2 separate regions of the Homo sapiens genome follow, and region 1 is linked to region 2. Evidence: read pairs that join two places in POLR2A ChIA-PET (ENCODE). Cell type or tissue: PC-9. All regions are shown on one strand. Each heading gives the region's core, and the rest is flanking DNA. Links, peaks and the distances in the headings are about the cores only.

The links. Peaks named below come from ENCODE experiments on the same cell type or tissue, not always from the same donor. Only the 100,000 strongest peaks of a DNase experiment are listed, where the experiment ranks them.
Region 1: POLR2A ChIA-PET joins it to region 2 with 6 read pairs; 5 of 35 experiments call an interaction of 5 or more read pairs at or near these places.

What each region holds. Positions count from the first base shown.
Region 1 is chr3:134,314,813-134,325,372 of GRCh38, reverse strand. LINC02004 (long intergenic non-protein coding RNA 2004) reads right to left here. Exons shown (of 2, transcript NR_146711.1): 2 at 4,202-4,453. LOC105374118 (a long non-coding RNA gene) reads left to right here. Exons shown (of 2, transcript XR_924518.4): 2 at 1-352. Among named protein-coding and RNA genes, the nearest start is that of LINC02004, 6.5 kb to the right of the region's middle. In PC-9, for the core only: no CTCF peak of the experiment used is centred there; a DNase peak (open chromatin) is centred at 4,452; H3K4me3 peaks cover 569 bases; H3K27ac peaks cover 2,971 bases.
Region 2 is chr3:134,422,172-134,432,731 of GRCh38, reverse strand. No RefSeq gene overlaps it. Among named protein-coding and RNA genes, the nearest start is that of MIR4788, 10 kb to the left of the region's middle. RefSeq lists enhancers at 4,756-5,501, 4,626-5,825. In PC-9, for the core only: no CTCF peak of the experiment used is centred there; a DNase peak (open chromatin) is centred at 5,141; H3K27ac peaks cover 1,741 bases.

The DNA of each region.
Region 1 (10,560 bases), core at 2,232-6,231, 110 kb after region 2:
TTCACTGCCCACATTATATGCTCAATTAGTGTTTTCTGGCTGACTTACATCCTAGTGCATTTCAACATTTCAAGCAATCTTGGTAAGAGAGTTGAAAGAATGTCTGATTCAAATTAGTGGTTTTGTTGGTGATCAGTGATTGTGGTGATAGAGATGTATATGATAGGAATGGTATAGGAAGAATGGCCAAGAAATGCCTCTCAGGCTGTCTCCCAAGATGGTATGTATAACCCATATAGCCCAATCCTCAGGTGGTCCAGTCCCTGCACTGAACATCTTCAAAGATGTGGTAGTTCCACAGGGCAGTAGGCAATGACAGGTATTTTCTAATTAAAAGCACTTCAAATATTTACTACAGTCTCTTGAGGAAACTTAAATGTGGCAAACCAAACACATGCATTTATATCTACTGAGGAGCCTTGAGGGGTGAGGAGAAACAAAAATGTATTCCAGCCAGTGAGACCAGCAGTGATGGGGACAGAGGGACACAAAGCCCTCCCCGGTTCTCAGAATGGCAAGAGGTCTTGTGAGTGTGGAGTGTAGGGAGGAATGGTTAAAAGAGACTGAGAAGGAGCCAGTATACAAATGGGCTTGAGTCATGAGCCAAGGGGGTAGATTCCAGGTTTTACCATCCAAAGCCTACAACTAACAAGTGGTGTGATCAGATCACTCTGGCAACATGCAGAGGGCAGGACACCGTCAGGCCACTAGAGCAGCGGTGGGGAGAAAGGGCCAGGCAGAAAAGGGCTGGGAGATGTGGCCCAGCCACTATCAGGTCCACCTGCGGTTGCCGAAGAAGATGCTTCTATGCCCCGTTCCCTGTGTGGTGTGTTCTCAGGCCTGGGGCTGGCATTGAAGGTGCTCCTACACACCTTACCCAAGACTTGCTTCCACCCAGTGCTAACTGGCCACTCCATGCCACTGCTCCAGGCTCTGAGCGGAGGTCAGATAGCCCCCCAGTTGCTGGGAGGGCCAACCTCAGCTGCCTTCACACACAGCCCAACATTTTCACCTTATGTACAAGCCAAAGGATATGTATAGTCACCACCAGATAGAAAACAAGCAAATCTTTAGGCTCAGACAATATGAAATATATATCAGCGACTTAAAAAAATGTATGCCAATTTTTACCAAAAGAATTTCAGAGTCTGGGCTGCTTGGGTTTTCCAGGAAGCTGATGTTGAGATAGGGTTAGGAATGCAAGGTTAAAGAGGGTGAGGGTAACGCCTGGGAATGAAATGGGGCAAAAGTAAGAGTGGAGTTCTCAGACCTGCAGGCCTGACTTTCTGCCAGTCATCCAGTGAACTAAAACAAAAACAGCCCATTAGAGGACTCCTGTGTTGGAAATGTGGAAACGATGGAATGGCTGGGCCCTCATACCACCATCTTGCTCAGTCATTGGACAGGGACACCCAAAGAAAATCATAAACTTGGTCCAAAAGCTGAGTAGACCCTGTAGGAGCCAACAGTGGTAGGCTGCCAGCTGAGCACAGCCTTGAAGCAGGGCAGTTTTTTTTTGTTTGTTTGTTTGTTTGAGACCAAGTCTCGCTCTGTCTCCCAAGCTGGAGTGCAGTGGCACGATCTCGGCTCACCGCAACCTCTGCCTCCTGGGTTCAAGCGATTCTCCTGTCTCGCCCTCCCAAGTAGCTGGGACTACAGGCGCGTGCCACCACACCCTGCTGATTTTTTTTTTTATTTTTTAGTAGAGATGGGGTTTCACCATGTTAGCCAGGATGGTCTCGATCTCCTGACCTTGTGATGTGCCTGCCTCGGCCTCCCAAAGTGCTGGGATTACAGGCGTGAGCCACTGCACCCGGCACAGCTGGGCAGTCTTTTACTGGGGCAATGTGTCTTCTGTTGGACGCATCTTGGAGCAGCACAGCTGAGCAACGCATCCTCGTGTCTGTCATGAAGTCCTCCCTCCTCCCAGCCTCCAGTCTCAGTGGGCCACACATAGCATGTTTGAACCCTCTGTGCCAGTCCCCATAAGGAGCCCTCCTCACTATCCCCATCACCTTCTTTCCCTGCCGCCTCAGCAGGCAGAGGGCACCTCTTTCCAGGGATCTACTCTGTCCTCTCCCTCCCTTCAATTCTTAACACTGAAGTCCTCTTCTTTTGTTTGTCTCCTCCTAACACTCTGTCCAAAACCCATCACCAGCAAAATCAAAACATAAATGACTAGCTAGGCAAAGATCTGTACCTTTTGAACCACTAAAGGCTAATCTTCCTAAGACATAAAAAGCTCAATACAAGTCACAGATATAACTAAACTGAAAAAAAGGAGCAAACGATATGAATGGACAGTTTATGGAAAGGAAGTCCAAAAGACCCTTAGGTGAAAAGACACTCAACCTGACTCATAGTAAAAGAAATTCAAGTTAAACACCATTTAATTCAAGTAAGACACCGTTTTCGGCTATCAGATTGGCAAAGATCAAAAAGTTTGATTCAGCGCAGCGTTGGCGGGGAAACAAGCAGGCTCACAGGCTACTGGTGGGAACGTGAATTGGTAAAGCCATGCAGAGGACAATTTGGCAGTGTCTCTCTAAGTTACAAATTCCCATGACCTTCAAAAGGCAGTTGAATGTAATGGTTAAGCGCACAGACTGGAGTCAGAACACCTCGGTTTGAATTCCAGCTCTACAAGTCCTTTACCTTCTCTGTACCTCAGTTTTTCTCATCTGCAAAATGGAATGATAATAGTATCTCCCTCAGGAGATTGTTGCAAGGATTAAAATACCTTAATTATTGTAAAGCACTTACAACAGTTCCCAGCTCTTAGTAAATACCCATGCAGATGTTAACCATCATTATTATTAATTGACCTTGCAATTCCACTACCAGGAATTTATCCTACAGATATGCTTGCACATGTGCTAAAGAGTACACAATGTTATTCATTGCAGCACTGATGCCATTGAGGAGAAGACTGGAAACAATTCAAATGTCCATGAACAAGCTAAGCTGGCAATGGTGCATGTGTATAATGCAATACTATGGGGATACAAAATAATAATAATAATGAAAGAGCTCTTTAGTCTGATCCAGTAGGTGCAGAATGCCGCCATAAGTTTTTAAATAAGGAGAGTAGCACAAAAACAAGTCCACATTCCCTTATCCACAATTATAAAATTCAAAAATCTCCAAAGAACACAATTAAAAAATAAATAAATAACACAAACACATTTGGTAGCAAAACCTGGCTGAACTCAACTGACTTAAGGCAGATTATGGCTTTATTTATTTTACTTGGTGCAGAAATATTTGTGTATTTTATCACAGGCTCTGCTGGGAGTGTGATAGAATATACATACTACCTTTCTACACTCCTTGAATTCCCAACTCCAAAATACAACTGCCCCCAAGCTTCCAGATAAGGGATTGTGGACCATAAGATTATCTACCTTTTTTTTTTTTTTTGCATTAAAATATCTCTTGAAGTATACACAAGAAACTAGCACCAGTTGCCTCTAAAAAAGGGCAACCAAGGCCAGGCGCAGTGGCTCATGCCTGCAATGCCTGCACTTTGGGAGGCCAAGGCGGGCTGATCACGAGGTCAAGAGATCGAGACCATCTTGGCCAACATGGTGAAACCCCGTCTCTACTAAAAATACAAAAATTAGCTGGGCATGGTGGCACACACCTGTAGTCCCAGCTACTCGGGAGGCTGAGGCAGGAGAATTGCTTGAACCTGGGAGGCGGAGCTTGCAGTGAGCCGAGATCGCGCCACTGCACTCCAGCCTGGGCGACAGAGTGAGACTCTGTCTCAAAAAAAAAAAAAAAAAAAAAAAAAAAGGGCAACCAGACTGGGAGGGGGAATTTTCACTTCACTGTATTTCAATCCAAACATTTTAAAGTAATATGGATATTTTATTCCATCTAAAGGTATTTTATTCTATATACTTTAGATGAAATAAAATATCCATATACACACATTTTTCCTGGAGCTTTTCCAATAAATCTCTTGCAAATGGAACCTCATCTTGGTCACTGATTCACTGATCTTTGGCGAACTCAAACTAACAAAACATACATATACACACATAGATTTTAAATCACTGTTTTACCTAAATAATATACACACTTTTCCTTATCTTGCTTTTATTATTCATAAATATCTAATTAAAATTAATCACTGGTTTACCTCTATTTCATTCTTTTTAATAGATGCATAACATCCCTAAATATGAATGCACCATAATTGATTCAGCCATTCACTTTAATTCCAACTTTTGGACACTATGAACAATAAATAAATAAATGAAGACTGTTTTAGATGTCCTCAGTGCTGGGCTATCCTGAAGCCTGATCCACTCTCTCGCTGGCACTGGCTGTGGCAGGCTGCCTGGGAATGCGGACCTGGGAAGCAGGGCTCGAGGGTTGGGGCAGGTGGGACAAGAGCTTCATCTCTGACTCACTGTGCTGCTCTGGGCATGGTGGCGAGGCCTCCTCCCTAGAAAAGTGGAGATAATGAGAGTGACTCAGTGGCAAGAACTCATATGGGCCAATTGGTGAGAAAGCCACAGGTCTCCTCATCAGCCTTCTGTGCACCTTTCCCCAGGAAGGGGCAAGAGCTGCCCCTCGGGCTCCTCCTCGGCCACATCTCCCTAACAGAGCCCCAAAGTGAGGCTGTCAGATTCCAGAACCTAAGGATTTAAGTGCCTATCAAGTACCCAATACAATAAATGGGGCAAGACCCATAGCAGGAGAAGTGGTGGGGAGATTCCAGAGCACCTGGCATAAAGGAAAGATTCCAAAGTCTTCCAGCAGGAAGAAAACAGGTCATGTAGAACGAAACAGGAATCAGACTGGGGGGTGGGGGTGCTGCAGGTTTGATTAGAGGAGGCAGGCAAACTCAGGAATTCAGTTTATAAAGTATTAAAACTTTTCAAATGTGGTATGGACAACTGAATATAGAAGTCTGAAATGTGAGGGGTTTTAGTGCAATTTTTCCTTCTTTTTTTTTTGTAAGACTCCCCTTCCCCATAACCTATGTATTATAATAACCTAGTGTATATCCGTTCATACTTTTCTCTATGCCTACATATACAAATGTATATGAACATATACACACACACAGACAGAGCCATATGTATACACATGATATGTGCATACATATATCCATATATGTACATAAACATATATAATACGTATTCACATATATGATATACAGATATGTATATCTATACATAAACATACACACACATAGCCATGTGTGTGAATATGCTACAGCTTTGAGAATGTACCTCCCATTGTTCACTCACAGGAGCTTTTTCCAATAGATCTCTTGCAAGTGGAATTCCATCTTAGTCACCGATCCTTGCAGAACTCAGACTAACAAAACATACATATACACACATAGGTTTTAAATCATTGTTTTACCTAAATGATGTATATACTTCTCCTTATCTTGCTTTTCTTTTTCATAAATATCTAATAAAAATTAATCACTGGTTTATCTCTGCTTCTTTCTTTTTAATGGATGCGTAACATTCCTAAATATAAATGCCCCATAATTTATTCAGCTTCGCTTTATTTTTTATTTTCTTATTTTTATTTTTTTGAGATGGAGTTTTGCTCTTGTTATGCAGGCTAGAGTGCAGTGGTGTGATCTCGGCACTCTAGCCGCAACCTCCACCTTCTGGGTTCAAGCAATTCTCCTGCCTCAGCCTCCCAAGTAGCTGGGATTACAGGCGTGCACCACCACACCCAGCTAATTTTGTACTTTTAGTAGGGATGGTGTTTCACCATGTTGGCCAGGGTGGTCTTGAACTCCTGACCTCAAGTGATCTGCCCACCTTGGCCTCCCAAACTGTTGGGATTACAGGCATGAGCCACTGCACCTGGTCAGCATTCACTTTAATTACAATTTTTGGACACTATGAACAATACTGTAATACACATTATCCTGTACAGATATTTGAGGACAGATGAAAAGGACTGAACTGGTGGTCAAATATACTTATAGATATATAATTTGTACAGGTTATAATATATAAAATTATTAATTTTATGTAATAATTATAATTAATTTTTTTTGAGACGGAGTTTCACTCTTTTGCCCAGGCTGGAGTAAAGTGGTGTGATCTCAGCTCACTGCAACCTCCACCCCCCAGGTTCAAGCAATTGCCCTGCCTCAGCCTCCCGAGTAGCTGGGATTACAGGTGCCTGCCACCATACCTGGCTAATTTTTTGTATTTTTTTTTTTTTTTTTTTTTTGAGACGGAGTCTCGCTCTGTCTCCCAGGCTGGAGTGCAGTGGCGCGATCTCAGCTCACTGCAAGCTCTGCCTCCCAGGTTCACGCCATTCTCCTGCCTCAGCCTCCAGAGTAGCTGGGACTACAGGCGCCCACCACGACGCCCGGCTAACTTTTTGTATTTTTTGTACAGACGGGGTTTCACCATGTTAGCCAGGATGGTCTCGATCTCCTGACCTCATGATCCCCCAACCTCAGCCTCCCAAAGTGCTGGGATTACAGGTGTGAGCCACTGTGCCTGGCCAAATTTTTTGTATTTTCAGTAGAGATGGGGTTTCGCCATGTTGGCCAGCCTGGTCTGGAGCCCCTAACCTTAGGTGATCCACCCACCTTGGCCTCCCAAAGTGCTAGGATGACAAGCGTGACCCACTGCACCCGGCCACATAATTGACTTTTTTAAAGGCTAGAGAAAGTCACATTTCAAGTAACGCTGTACGTGAATACCCCTTTCTCTGCAGGTCCACCAGCATTCCCAGTCTTTTTATTTTTTTCAAGCTGACCTAACCATTTCACTAACTGCTAGTGATTTTTCATATGTTTTTGGCTCTTTGAAACTGCCATTCCATAAATTGCATTTCTATTGAATCTTTTATCTTTTTCTTGGCAATTTGTAAATGTTCTTTGTGCCCTTTGTCCTCTGATTTATAAGTATGGTTTCCAAATCTGTTCATCTATTCTTTGTGCTATCTTTTGCCACAAAAATTTAAGATTCTAATCTAGCCAAATATGTTTATCTTTTATTTCATAGCTTCTGGGTTTCTGGTATTTGTTAAGGCGTCCCCCCACCCCAAGTCTTCATTGTCCAAGAAGGCTGCTAGAGCTCTAGTCATCACATCTGCATTACAGGCGGCAGGATGGAGAAAGGAACAAGAAAGGCACTTCACCTCCCTTTGAAGACATCTTTGCAGATATTCACACACAATAATTCCACTTGCATGTCACTGGCCATAACTTAGTTATGTCTACATAGTAGCCATAGTTAGCTGCAATATTGTCACCACCATCTTTGAGAAATACAACCTGCTATACCCACACTTAGAACCAAGAGCACTCTTGCTTCTCAGCATTCAGTAGACAAGCTGAGACCACATGCTGCTGAGAGAGAGCTGAAGCCTGGGAACCCACCTCTTACCCTAGAACTTAAAGTATAATTAAAAAATAATAATAATAAATTAAAAAAAGAGAGGGAGAAAGGGCTTCTCTTCTGGCCCTCAGGCATCATGCTTAAGACACAAGGCCTACTAAGTCACAAACAGCCTACCGGGAGGATCGCAGCCCTGAGGCTTCTGTGAGCAAAATCCCAGAATGACTGCAGTCTCCAGAGGTGTCACCTCTACCTCAAGCTCCTCTCCCTCAAGCTCCTCTCCCTCCAGTGTTCTCCCCAGGGGATGGGCAAGAGTTTGTGGCTGGGTGGAGAATAGCTAAACCTGCTGGCATGCAGGGCTGATGGCTTCTGAACTATGGGAAATACCACTAGGCATTTCCAGGCAGATGGGGGCTTTAGGGAATTACTTATGATTCATGCCAGTCTGCAGGGTATGTCTGTGCCAAAGAGAACAACACAACATTGGAAATACTTTCTAACCAGAATCACTCACTCCCTCACTCAGTCACTCACAAGCCCACTTGTCATTCATTGAGGACCCAGAGATGGGGCTAGGCACATCTATCCAGGCTTTCTTCCTGCAGTTCTGTTCTCAGTTGAAAAACAACATCAGTGGAAGAGGTAGGCCAGTGGAGAGCAGCTGGGCCATGAAGGGAAAGACAGAAAAAGTTCATAAGCTGGCACACAAGAGCCGCAGCCATCCTATGGGGCAATGTGGACCCTGAAGACTCGCCTGCCTTCAGAGGCTGGCGCCACCACATGCCTCAGCCTCACCGAGCCTCAGCTTTCTCATGGAGGAAGTGAGAGGGTAATCCCAGACCTGCCCCAGTCTCAACATTGAGAAGTGGGGTGATGTGGGGAGTCTCTCCAGATCAGCATACTCTGCTCCAATGCTCCTGTTGTATTAAAAAAAAATCTTTGAGGCCGGGCGCGGTGGCTCACACCTGTAATCTCAGCACTTTGGGAGGCCGAGGCAGGCAGATCACCAGCTCAGGAGTTCGAGACCAGCCTGGTCAACATGGTGAAAACCCGTCTCCACTAAAAATACAAAAATTAGCTGGGTGTGGTGGCATGCGCCTGTAGTCCCAGTTACTCAAGAGGCTGAGGCAGGAGAATAACTTGAACTCGGGAGGTGGAGGTTGCAGTGAGTCAAGATCGTACTACTGCACTCCAGCCTGGGCGACAGAGCAAGACTTCATCTCAGAAAAAAAAACAAAAACAAACAAAAAAAAAATTTGAGAAAATTATACACATATTACATCTTTGTCATTAAAATATCCAGGAAACACAGATAGGCGAAAGGAAGTCAAAAACATAACTGTTAATTGTAGAGGAAAGAGCTGTTAACATCTGGACATAGGCTTTTTCAGCATTTCCAGTACCTAGATATATATTTTAATTGGCTTATACTTTATATATGGCTTGGTAATTTCCCTTTTTTTCACTCAACAATATGCCATGAGTTTCTTTCTACGTCAATAAGCAAACTTCCTCGACATATTCTAATGTTTGCATGACATTCTGTCAATGTGTTGTATGACTAATTTTTCCTTTCCCTGGGGTCTAAATATGATCTAGCACAGAACTGTTACTGATCCTGACTTTATTTAAAATTTTGATGTTTGGTTCACCATGGATTAATCTTTATTTTTAAAAAGTTGCATTAAAATATTACTTGTCTTGATTATGGGGTTTTGGGGTACCCCCTACTTCAGTTGCTTCACCCTCATTCCAGCCCTGTGTCATGTAGATACTCCATACTTTATGCCACTAAATGTTGGGATCCTTGAGTTGTTTCCAGTATTCCAGTTTCTCTGTCTCTGTATTTCCAGAATCCAGTACAATGCCTGGTGCCTGGTAAGCACTCAATAAATATTTGTTGTATGACTGAATGGACGGATGAATGAATGAATGAATGAATTGGTGAAGGAAGGAAACACTGCAATGATTATTTTTGTGCCTAAATTTTTGTACACATCCCCTGAAGGAAAAGGGAATGGGTGTCAAGAGAGGAGGAGGAAAGGCAGAGGCCTTAATGGAAGGACAGCACAGGACCAGGTGTCCACAGCACAGTCCAGGGGAGGCAGCAGTCTGAGTCATGTGTGTGTGGGCGTGAGGCAGGGCTCTAGTGGGCTGGAGTTGCCCTCTCAGTTTATGCACTATCCAAGCCCACCTGGAACCCCCTTTGGAAGTCCCCAAATGGAGCTATCACTACTGCGGCGTGGCTCTAGCCCAAAGAGCTGGAACCAAAACACGGCCATATCCCAGCTGTGTGACTAGCACATGCTCACACAGAGGCGGCACACACACCCAGCCCCAAGAGCCTCCCTCGCACAGGCTGACTCAGAAACTCACTTGGAGACTGGGCTGCAGGCCCGCTGGCCGGCTTACTTCTCCAGGGGTGCCGAGACTCTGTGCCCCCAGCGTAGAGCTGCCTCTCCATAGCAATAGCAACAGGGGGTTTTCTCAACCCTAACCAACGTGTGGAATTTTAAAATAACAAAGCCAGAATCCAAGAGAGGAAATTCTAAGAACATGAAATAAGTCAAAAAAGCAGAGGTGGCTGTTTATTTTCCATCGACTGCTTCGTCCTCTGCCTCCCTCCCTGACCCCAAAGGCTGGGGGAGGGGTCCGGATTCAGATGTCAGCACCACAAAGCTAAAGGAAACCCATCTTCCTGTGTTTGCCAAGGAACAATGCTGGAGAGGCCATTCCAAGGCCTGCACTTTTCCTCTGCACATAAGAATTTAGGTCCCAGTGCATTCATGGGACAAAGAACTTCTGGATATAAACATTTCTGTTCCATCACTCAGTGACATTTGTGACACACAGAGACTAAGATCCCGTGTGGCCTCATGTGCTCAGATCCATACTGACCCAAGCCGAGTGAGGATCTAGTAGGAGATTTACAGTCCTGGCCCCACCTTTCAGCTAATCAGCTGAAGGGTCTGATCTCCTCTACCACCCCAGTGACAACCTCCCAGCTCTGCTTTCTGTCCCTGCCCTCCGAGCTCCCATTAGTCCTTTTCTGGATACTGCCCAAGTTCAGCCTTCCTGGCCCTGACCCTCCTTGCTTCATTCATCCTGTTCTCAGCCCATGGGCCAATCTCCCATGCTGCACCTGCAAGCAAGGTCCTTCTCTGCTCCAATTCCTCCTTGCCCACAGCATTGGGTGCCCTGGATGTATTCCAGGATCTTT
Region 2 (10,560 bases), core at 3,392-7,391:
ATAAGATCCATGTGAGACATTTCCTTTTAGAATGAAGCTCTGTTTTTTAAAAAAAAATTTCCAAGAAATTGTTACATTTTCTCTTTTATTATGAGACCTCTGTAGGTATTTCTCATAAGGCTGCCCTGAAGCTCAGCACCAACACAGCCCCTCAGACTTTGCCCCTCTGCAGCCATGCCCCTTCTCTTACCTGAGGCTGTGTCCTGGTGACACCAACACTTCTGTGGCTGCTGAAGCGGCAGCTGCTGCTGCTGCAGTTGTTTTGGAAAGCTCAGAAGTGGCTCAGTGAGAAGAATGGAGAAGGTGGACTCTATTTATAGTGATCCTCCTGGCTCCCTGCCCTCCCACCTCAGCCATCGTCCTCGCTGGCCCTCCTGAGGAGGCCATAAGCAGGGCTAGGGATGGGGGACCCACCTGATGAAGATAAGAAAGGCAGATCAAGGGACAGCAACATTTCTGAAATGTATGTTACAAGGAGTTGTGAGTAGCTTCACATGTGGGCCTAATAGATGTTTCTTAAAATGCCATAAAAAATGTTTTAATTATTAGCACCATCTCAAAGTGAATTACCATTTCACTCAGGAGGATGCCTTTCCTAAGGGCTTCTCTCCCTCTTTGTCAATTTCACATCCCCCAGTCTAGTGGAGCATTTACACACTGCTCCCCTCCCTGGCAAATGTACCCATACAAAGAGCTGTATCCTTTCTTCAAAGCCCTTTCCACTTGCTCACACCTGAGCATCCCATGCTGAGGCCAGCACCGGGCAGCCTGCTGAGCATACATTCTCACTTGTCTTGGAGGTAAGTGGGATCTGTGAACAAACCCTGGGGACCAGGTGTGTTTCAAAATCTTGAACTTTTTGGACTTTAGAAAGATAATATAGAGCATATTACCCATATTACGTAAAACCCTAGTGGGGTCTGGGCAGTACTCAATAGTCAAACGCATCAACATTTCTGCATCAAATGTTCACACTACATGGAATAAAGATGACAAAGAGGTCAGTTGAAGTCAGGTTATGCTGTCAAATCCGTTTTTTTTTAATTTAATTTTCAGAACTGTTTTACCTTTTAGAATTGCAAATAAGGTATGGTAGGTCAACCTTGCCTCTCCTCTCCTTTTTATTGCTTGAGTTGTTTCCCAAATTAATCTGCAATAAAGAGATTTCCACTTTGTTCGTAGGCAAAGTTTGAAAGCCAGTTAATAAATAGTGATGAAATCCTTGTGCTTGACCCAAATTTAAATAGAAAAAAAAATCTTTGTTTCACTTGGGCAAATCCCTTTCACAATGACCCAACACCTGCCCATCTGTCGTCTTCTGTGTTCCCTAATTTGCCTTCACAGAACCAAGCCATCTGCCACCTTTCAGCCTCCACCACCTTGCACCTGCACCTTCCAGATGGCCACCTTCTCTTCAAAAGCATCTGATCCCTCCTTTAATCTCCCCTGACGTCCAGAGTCAGTGTGTGTTAATCACAGAGTTATGCGGCAGCTTCATCCTGGAAGGAAAGATGATAACTACTCATTCTCTGAGTGTCACTCACAGCCTCCTCTTAAATAGAATTGGTGTGGGATCACAGAAAATCTCTTGATGAATTTCAGAGAAATCTCCTAGAGGGCCTCCCCCAAGGTATAACCCTCATCACTTTCAGGTTGACCAGATGCAAACACTGCATTTTTTTCTAACCCACATCCACTTTCCACAAAGCCCTCTCTGGCCAAATCCACACCATCCTTGACTCGCCCTCCAGCCTCCCTTAACAAGTGGGTATAATGCTTTAGAGAGGGCTGAACATATGTGCTCGTGTTTCTGCTCTTTTTATAACCCAGAAGTTGGGTTATAAAGTTGGATGTCAGAGGATAGTTCTGCATCCTCCAGACATTTTTATAGCTCTGATCCCCATCTCATGACAATCCTGGAGTACTTCAAGGCCCTTTGCTTTCCGGTGCTTGCTCCACTTTCCTGATCCCACTGAATTCTGCATCTCTTGCCTCTTGACTCTGAGCATGACTGATGGTGCATTAGCTCATATGTGGAACACAGTCTCCTCTCTTTGACCATCTCTAGACTCTTGCATGGCAGGCACTCAGGGCAGTACACTTTTCACTGAAGGTGTATTAGGTGGTGTGGGGCCTGGCTACATCGCAGGTCCGGCCATTAAGCAGCCTAAAAGTGACTATCTGACCCCTTAAAAAACAGGCTTTGAACTTAGGTTCGGTCCTCTACCTCTCTCCGTGGCATCTCTCCATGTGGCATCTCAAAAATCTGCTCATTTGAATTTGCAGAGCAATTTCACTTTCTTTGCTGCGGTCTGGCTGAAATGAACCAAGCCTAATTGGACCAAGACCAAACTATGTGAGCTCTGCCACACTGTCCACCAGCAGGGTGCTGGACGCAGCTTCTCTTTGATGAGCACCTGTATCTGTGGTCAGATTCAGGGTATGTGTATGCCTGTGAATTTGATTGTGCTGGGTCTGGGTGTATTTGTGTTTGCATCTGTATCTCTAGATTTCTGTGTCCTGAGAGAGTGTCCAGCTGTAATAATAATCATAGTAGCAAAAACGGGAGCCCACACTGGGCTAGGTACTGTCCAAGTACCTAACATGTAATCGTTACGACGTTCCTGTGTTATTATCATTCCTGTCTTACAGACAAGAGACCTGAGGTATAAAAAAGTTAAACAACCTCACCATCTCCTCAAGTGACTGGGGATCTCTGGGTGTGGGGTCCCCTTAAACATCTTTCTCTGTGTATTTTACATAGTTATGTGCTCTTATGTGTGTCCACATTCGTGTATGTATGTGTGCGTGTTCACAGACCCAGAAACCCCATAGTCTCATCCTGGACCCTTGCTTACCTTAGAGTTCATCTCTCTTGTCCTGGTCCTGGGAAGGTTTGTGTCTAAAGTGATAGGTCTTGGTGTGCGGACCGTGGACAGTGATGAGAGAAGATGATGTCTGTGCCTGCATTCCTGACATGATTGTATTCCCCCAGCTTGCCTGCTTTTTCAGTAGGACCAACATCCCATGTCTTCTGTGAGCTTCTCTGTAGAACCTAGTGGGAGAGGCCCTCTGGGTGACCAGGGCTTGGCACCTTTCTTTGGTGATGCACAGGTGTTGTCAGGCTCCACTTGTTAGGGCAGATCAAGACCAGGTAGGTTCCAGCTGCCATGTGAAGAGACGCATGCAGATTAGACATGAGGCAGGACTTCCTAGCAGTGAAGGTTAATGGATAAAGGACTATTAAAGGGCAATGGTGGCAGACAGCTTTCGCCTTGTTCTGAGCACAGGTGAAAACCCACCTCTCTAATGGTTTGAATGTTTACCTACTTCTACCAAATATTGAGGAGCTATTATTGCCTCACGCTGTGCTGAACATTTTACAAATGCCATCTCTAACCCTTAAAACAACTGAATAAGCACAGATTGTTGCAATTGTCCTCTTGTTATTGATGAGGAAATGAGGCTCAGAGAGTGATTTTTCCGAGGTCACACAGCTAGTGACAGATCCAGGGAACAAATTCAAGTCTTTCTGGCTCCAAAGCCCAAGCTCCTTCTACTGCATAAAATTATCTGCAGGCTATTTGCTGAATTCCTTGGGATATTTCTGTTTCCTTCGGTAAGTTGCCACCTCATGCTGGAGGGGCTGCTGTGTTTCTGTAATCCCAGGGTTTGCTGGCTTGGAGGGAGGCAGTCAGCAGTCTCCTTCTGAGCCATGCTAGCCATTAAAAGAGCACAAGGCTTTCCTCCAGCTGCTACTTTGTCCATCCTCACAAACTCTCAACACACTGATCCAAGGCTGATTCTACCCACTGTACAGTAAGGGAAACTGAAGCACCTGCCCACTGTCACCACCGCTGGCTTCTGGTGTCTTCCCATCCAGGTCCACCGTGGGACTTCCTGGTCCTGAGCCTCCCCTGCCTCACCAGCTTTCACCGTGTGGGCTGTGGCTGATAGTTGGGGGATCAGAGCCCAAATGCTCCACAAGCAGAAACTCATAACTTCCCTGCTGGGGCTCGGGGGACCCAGTTCTCCACCCTCCCTTTCCTAAGAATTGTTCTCAGGGGAAAGCTCTGAATCCTCACAGTGGCTTCCCAGGCCCTGCCTGATCTGAATCCTGCCTCTTGCTTTACTCACCTCTCCTGGACCACACCAACCACGCTGTCTGTCAATGTCCCAAAGCTCTCAGCTTCTTCTGTTTCTTCTACTTGAAATACTCCTCCCTGGTGAACTTTCTACCCTCTCAATCTCCTCTTACATGGACTTTATTTATTTATTTATTTTGAGATGAATTTTCACTCTTGTTGCCCAGGCTGGAGTCTAATGCTGCGATTTTGGCTCACTGCAACTTCCATTTCCCAGGTTCAAGCGATTCTCCTGCCTCAGCCTGCTGAGTAGCTGGGATTACAGGCATGCACCACCATGCCTGGCTAATTTTTTGTATTTTTAGTAGAAATGGGATTTCACCATGTTAGTCAGGCTGGTCTTGAACTCTTGACCTCAGGTGATCCACCCACCTCAGCCTCCCGAAGTGCTGGGATTACAGGTGTGAACCACTGTGCCCAGCCCTTCTTACGGGGACTTTCCTCAGGGAAGTCCTCCCTGGCCCTCCAGATCCTGCCAGGACCCCCGTTAGATACATTCAGAGCCCCCTGAACTATGCATTCATCATTCACAGCAAATTGCAGGCAATTATTTGTGTGATTGTTTAGTGTCCCCCTGCCCCAGACTACAGGGTGTGTGAAGACAGGGACTGGAAGGAAGGCACAGGCATGTGTCTTATCCATCACCATGACTCCAGTCCACAGTACCTGGCACGGAGTGGCTGCTCGATAAATATTTGACAGATGAATATCGACATGCTAGAAAGGAGGGAGGGAGGGAGGGAGGGGAGGGTAATCAGCCTCTGAAATCCCACGAGAATTTGGTTTGAAAGTTGCACCATGTCCTTTGAACTCCAGTGCTCACTAGCTCATTTTGCTGTAGAAATGTCAATGGCAAAGCCAGCAACCCTTTGAGGCCACTTAGGGGAGAAAACATATCACGGCAGGACAGTCAGAGGAAGCTGTTCCCAGGAATGTTGAGACTCCTACTCTGCGGGTCCCTGACTCACTTCCCAGACACGTCTGTGACGTTGGCCTCAGTCAAGGTGCTCATCACTCACAGGCGTGACTCCGTTGGACCCTGCAGTCCCAGATGACTCAGTCTCCACTCCAGCCAGACCTCCCGCTGTCTCCTGTGGCCTGCCAGCTGGGCTCCGAGGCCCTGACACTGCACGTGTGGAGGGCTGAGGTCGCCATCTCCACCACCACTGTCTCAGCCCTGCCCTCAGACCTCAGTCACTGTGGACTTTCTCTCCTTCCCCAAGAATGCTTCATTTGTCACCTCTTTCTTGAGGGAGGACAGGGAGGGACCAGGAAGTCAAATTCTACTCCTCTGATCATCCTGCCCCTCTTTCATTTCTAGGAGCCAGCCAAGGAGATGTATTTGCCCTCAGACCTCCTTGTGACCCCTTCAGGGAGGCCCCCAGGTGAGGCAGGCCTGCCCTCCATGGTAGAGTCTGAGCTTCACCATGAGTCTCACTCACCCCAGGGAATCTTGGAAACACTGAGGGAGGCTGTGAGAAAGGTTGGGATGAAGCACGGTGTCAGAGGCAGCCGCAGTGAAACTCCCGCTTGCTCATCGCTGTGGATGACCAGAAGTGGCTGTGCGTCCAGACCCGTCTACCCACTTAACCACCAGCCTGCAAAGTCAGGCCTGATGCAGCTGGAGCAGCTCAGTGTAGGCAGGGATGCAACCACAGGTCTCGGGTCAGAGAGGCTGCTCCATCCCTCACATCCCTGGGATGGTGCTTTCACCATCCTGTTTTTCTCTTATCCCAGGCATCTTTGCCTGGGAAAGTCCTTTAGAAATCCACAGCTGGCTTTTCCCAGAAGGCTGCCTGCAGGCACTCAGCAGTAAAGGGCTCTGTGTTCCAGCTAGAGTGAGCAGCCCCAGCTTTGACCTGGGTGCAATGCAGCCTGTGGGCTTCCCAGGATGCTCCCACAGGCGTCAGTGACTTGCGAACCTACTGGCCAAAGTATGGTCCCTGGAGCATCATATGGGACTACTGTACATGACTGACACCCGGAGGAAGGCTAATGTAGGCCAGCCTCCTCATTTAACAAATGGGTAAACTGAGGCCTAGGTCACACTGGCAGTGAAAGTGTGAGCTGAACCTGAAAGAAGGCCTTGTCTTTCCAAGGTGGGAGGTCTCCCTGTGAGCTTACTGAGTTAGGAGTCTCTGTCTTATCACCTCTATGTAGTCTCCAGTGCCAGCACCCAGCCTTGCTGAGAGATGAGTTTTAAGGGCCTGCCTCAGAGAGAGCTTAGAGGGGGCCCCCAAAAGAAGAAAAAGGTAAAAGGGAGGCTTTGCCATAGAAGGAAGGCTGCTTTAGGCTCTTCTCAGACAAAGTAAGCTATTCCTCTGAAACCCCAAGCAGGAGCTAATCAAGGACATTCCTTAACTTGAACTATTGTTTGTTTGTTTTTGGGACAGTGGTTCACTCTGTCACCCAGGCTGGAGTGCAGTGGCACTATCATGGCTCACTGTAGCCTTGACCTCCCAGGCTCAAACGATCCTCCCACCTCCTCCTGAGCAACGGGGACTACAGGCACGTGCCACCATGCCTGGCTAAATTTTTTATTATTTTTTGTAGAGATGGGGCCTCACTATGTAGCCCAGGCTGGTCTCAAACTCCTGGGCTCAAAGATCCTTCCACCTCGTCCTCCCAAAGTGCGGGGATTATAGGTGTGAGCCACTGCACCTGGCTTTAACCTGAACTCTTAACAGACTAGACAAGCAACTCACACCGAGAGCTATCCATACTTAAGCAAGAGAGTAAAATGGGACAGAGCACATATATATACAAATACGATGAGCCAGGCGTGGCGGCTCACGTCTGTAATCCCAGCACTTTGGGAGGCCAAGGTGGACAGATCACCTGAGGCCAGGAGTTTGAGACTAGCCTGACCAATATGGTGAAACACTGTCTGTACTAAAAATACAAAAATTAGCTGGGTGTGGTGGTGTACGCCTGTAATCCCAGCTACTCGGGAGGCTGAGGCAGGAGAATCTCTTGAACCTGGGAGATGGAGGTTGCAGTGAGCCGAGATCGCACCATTGCACTCCAGACTGGGCAACAAGAGTGAAACTCTGTCTCAAAAAAAAAAAATAATGATGTACAGCTTAAATTTTCTTTCCTTGTCTTTAAAATACACACACACACACACACACACACACAGAGGTTTCTTTATATTTGGGAAATTTTTTTATACTCTCTGGTGGGTAAAACAAATTAATGATGTTATATTTCATTATTGCAAATAACTTTGGAAGAGAGGATTGATCCTTGATCGCTGGTGTGGTGTTTTCAGAAAATCTTTCCATTTTCTTAACTGAAAGCTGTGTCTCTCCCCAGAGGGCAGGGAATGGGCAAGGCCCCAGGAAGGAAGCACCTGCCCTCACACCGAAAGGAATGTCTCAGCACTGCCCGGTGTGCATTTGCTTCCTTGCCGTCCCTCCTGCCATTACTACACTTCTTACTATGGCAGAGGGCCTACTGTCCCTGAGTGCTCAGTGCCAGGCCCAGGATCTTCAAGAGACAGCGTGAGAAGGCATGCAGCATAGAAGGGTGGATTGCCGGGTAGAACCGTGAGGCCCTCAGAGGGGATGTGGGAAGCCTGGGAGTAGCAATGGGCATTGAGTTACGTAGGGAAGATGGAAATAAGAAATATAGGCAAGAAGAGAAAGAAATTAGCATTTTTTGAGCACCTACTAAGTGCCAGGCAACATACAACAAGAGGAATCAATTACATGGGGCCCGGTAATTTACCAGGCACTTTCCTACAATCTCTCTCCCTCTCTCTGTCCCATTTTCCATAACGCTTTTCACCTCTGAGTGTCAGATTATATATGCATCTACTGATTTACTTGTTAACTGTCTGCTCCAATGGAATGTAAATTCACAATGATATTTCTGTAGGTCTAATGTACTGCTGAGCCTAGCACATAGCAGTTTAGAGTTTAGTCAACAGTCATTCAGTGAATAGATAAATAAAATCATCATGATAACTTTTTTGAGAGGGATCTTCTTCCACTTCTTCCCTCCATGTCATCTGCCTTATCCATGAACATTATTTCATCTGGTCTTTACCACACTATTGTAAAGGTAAGTTCTCTTTTTTAGAGTGAGGAGGTTTGGGCTCCGAGAGGGCAAGTGTCTTGCTCAAGGTCACTCAGCAAGTAACTGTCAGAGATCAGATTTGAACCCAGGACTCTCTGCCATCTTTCCCCACAAAGAGAGAGAGCAGTTCAAGGACATGCTGAGAAGCAAGGGCAGATGATACCCACTGTTACAGCTGCCCCTAGACAGATCCCAATGCTCTGCAGTGGTGAGGAAGAGTGTGCCAGCAGGACCTGAGGATCTGGGGCAGTCCCTGAGCCCTTGAGCTCCAGCCTTCTCATCTGTAAGATGAAGGCTTCAACTAGATGAAGGCTGAAATCCCTTGCAACTCTGAGATGCTAAAACATGATCTTCTTTGTGATCATGGACCTGAGCCAGAGGACTTGTGCACTGAATTCCATCTTTCCCCTACGTCTGTATATAGTGCCCAAAGTCCAGCTAGTTCATATGGACCTTTGTCACACAGGGGCATAGTGGAACTGGGGTGGGCTAAACCAGAGGCAGAGAGGCCTGACCACAGTGGGGACAAAGATGAACATTGAGGCAAGGGCAAAGGGGGATTGTATGGGGAAGGAAGACGCAACAGAGAGGGGAGCAGGGGCCAGGCCAGAAGCATTCTGGGTGGCCTCCCTCAAGCCATCCCCATGTCCCTGCAGGTAGCTCTTGCCTCCTCTTCCCTTTCCTGTCATTCTCTCTTTATCACTCTACTGCACTGGACAGAAGACAGAACTGAGTGTATTCCCTTGCTTTTTTCCCCATGCTGGATAGTCCTTGCTCTCCATTTCAGAAGTGAACTGGCTCTACATTTTTCTTTCAAGCCCATTTTTCTTCCATATGGCTTATGTTTCTGCCAATGAACCTGACTGACGCCTTTTCCCTTGGATCAGTATCCTTAGCAGGGTCTCTGGTGTCTAGGGCCCTGTCAGCAGCTCCCTGCATAGTGTGAAGATGCTGTCCCCATGAGAGTGCTTAGCATGAGGCAGCTTCCTTGGGGAACACACCTCTCGCCCACACCTGATGGGTGCACCCTTGAATAGTGCCCTTCACTGCCCACCCTTGCCCTCTGCTCCACCTTTGCTTTGCATGGCAGACTAGGGATTAGGTGACTTGCATTGTGGACTGGGGATCCCTGGGAGCTGAGCCAATGCCATCTGTTGTGGCTGTAATCTGACACCCACATCAGGGGGGGCCTGATGCTGCTCTGAGCCTGGTTGGTGGACATCCCTCTTCCATCAGGCAACACAAAACACCCTCCGTAGGGGCAAACCCCAGCCAGGCAGATGGGACAGAGCCAGATGTGACACCCCACATCACAGTTGACATACTGCTAGCTCCATCCTTGCCCCAGAGTGAGTGGCCTTCTGGAGATGACCAGATGTTTGGGCTCCCAGGGATAATCCCAATTCAAATGGCAGTCCTGAGCCTTCCAAGAACTGGACCCTGAAGGTCAGGACAGTTCAGGGCTGCAGAGGCTTGCCAGGGAGACGTCCACTGTCTGGGGAGAGGAAACAGCTTCCTGGGTGCAGGCTGAGAGGAGAGGGGCCCAGACACACCTGGGAAGGGGCTTCACACAGAGGCAGAGGTAGTGGCAGTGAGGCCCAGGAGACAGTAGTCCTGAGAGCAGAGGTGTCCACAGGCAGAAGTGAGATTAATTAGTACAGGGAAAGTGGCCAGGGCTAGAAAGGATGGCTTTTCTGGGAGAGAAAGGGCCTTGAATGTAGGATCAAGGGACATAGGCTTTTTCTTGCAGGAAGTGGGACACAACCTCATGATTTCCACCCCACCCTCCAGCTTTTCTATTCATCTTCTTAAGAACCCAGGTGTATTAGGCCATTCTTATGTTGCTATAAATAAACATCTCAGGCTAGGTAATTTATACAGAAAGAGGTTTACTTGGCCTATGGTTCTGCAGGCTTTACAGGAAGCATGGTGCTGGCATCTGCTCAGTTTCTAGGGGGACCTCAGGAAGCTTCCAGTAATGGCAGAAGGGGAAAGGGGAGCAGGTGTCTCACATGGAGAGAGCAGGAGCAAGAGAAGGAGAGGGGGAGAGTGCCACACACTTTTAAACAACCTGATCTTGCTAGAAATCATTCTCTATTGTGAGGACAACACCAGGGGGATGGTGCTAGCCCATTGATGAGAAATCCACCCACATGATCCAATCATCTCCCACCAGGTCCCTCCTCCAACACTGGGTATTACATTACAACATGAGATTTGGTGGGGACAAATATCCAAACTGTATCACTAGCTATAGAAAGAACTTACTTGACAACAAAAGAAGTATAGCAAAGGCTTTGTGCCCTTGGGATTCACTGGTCTTACCACATGCCCC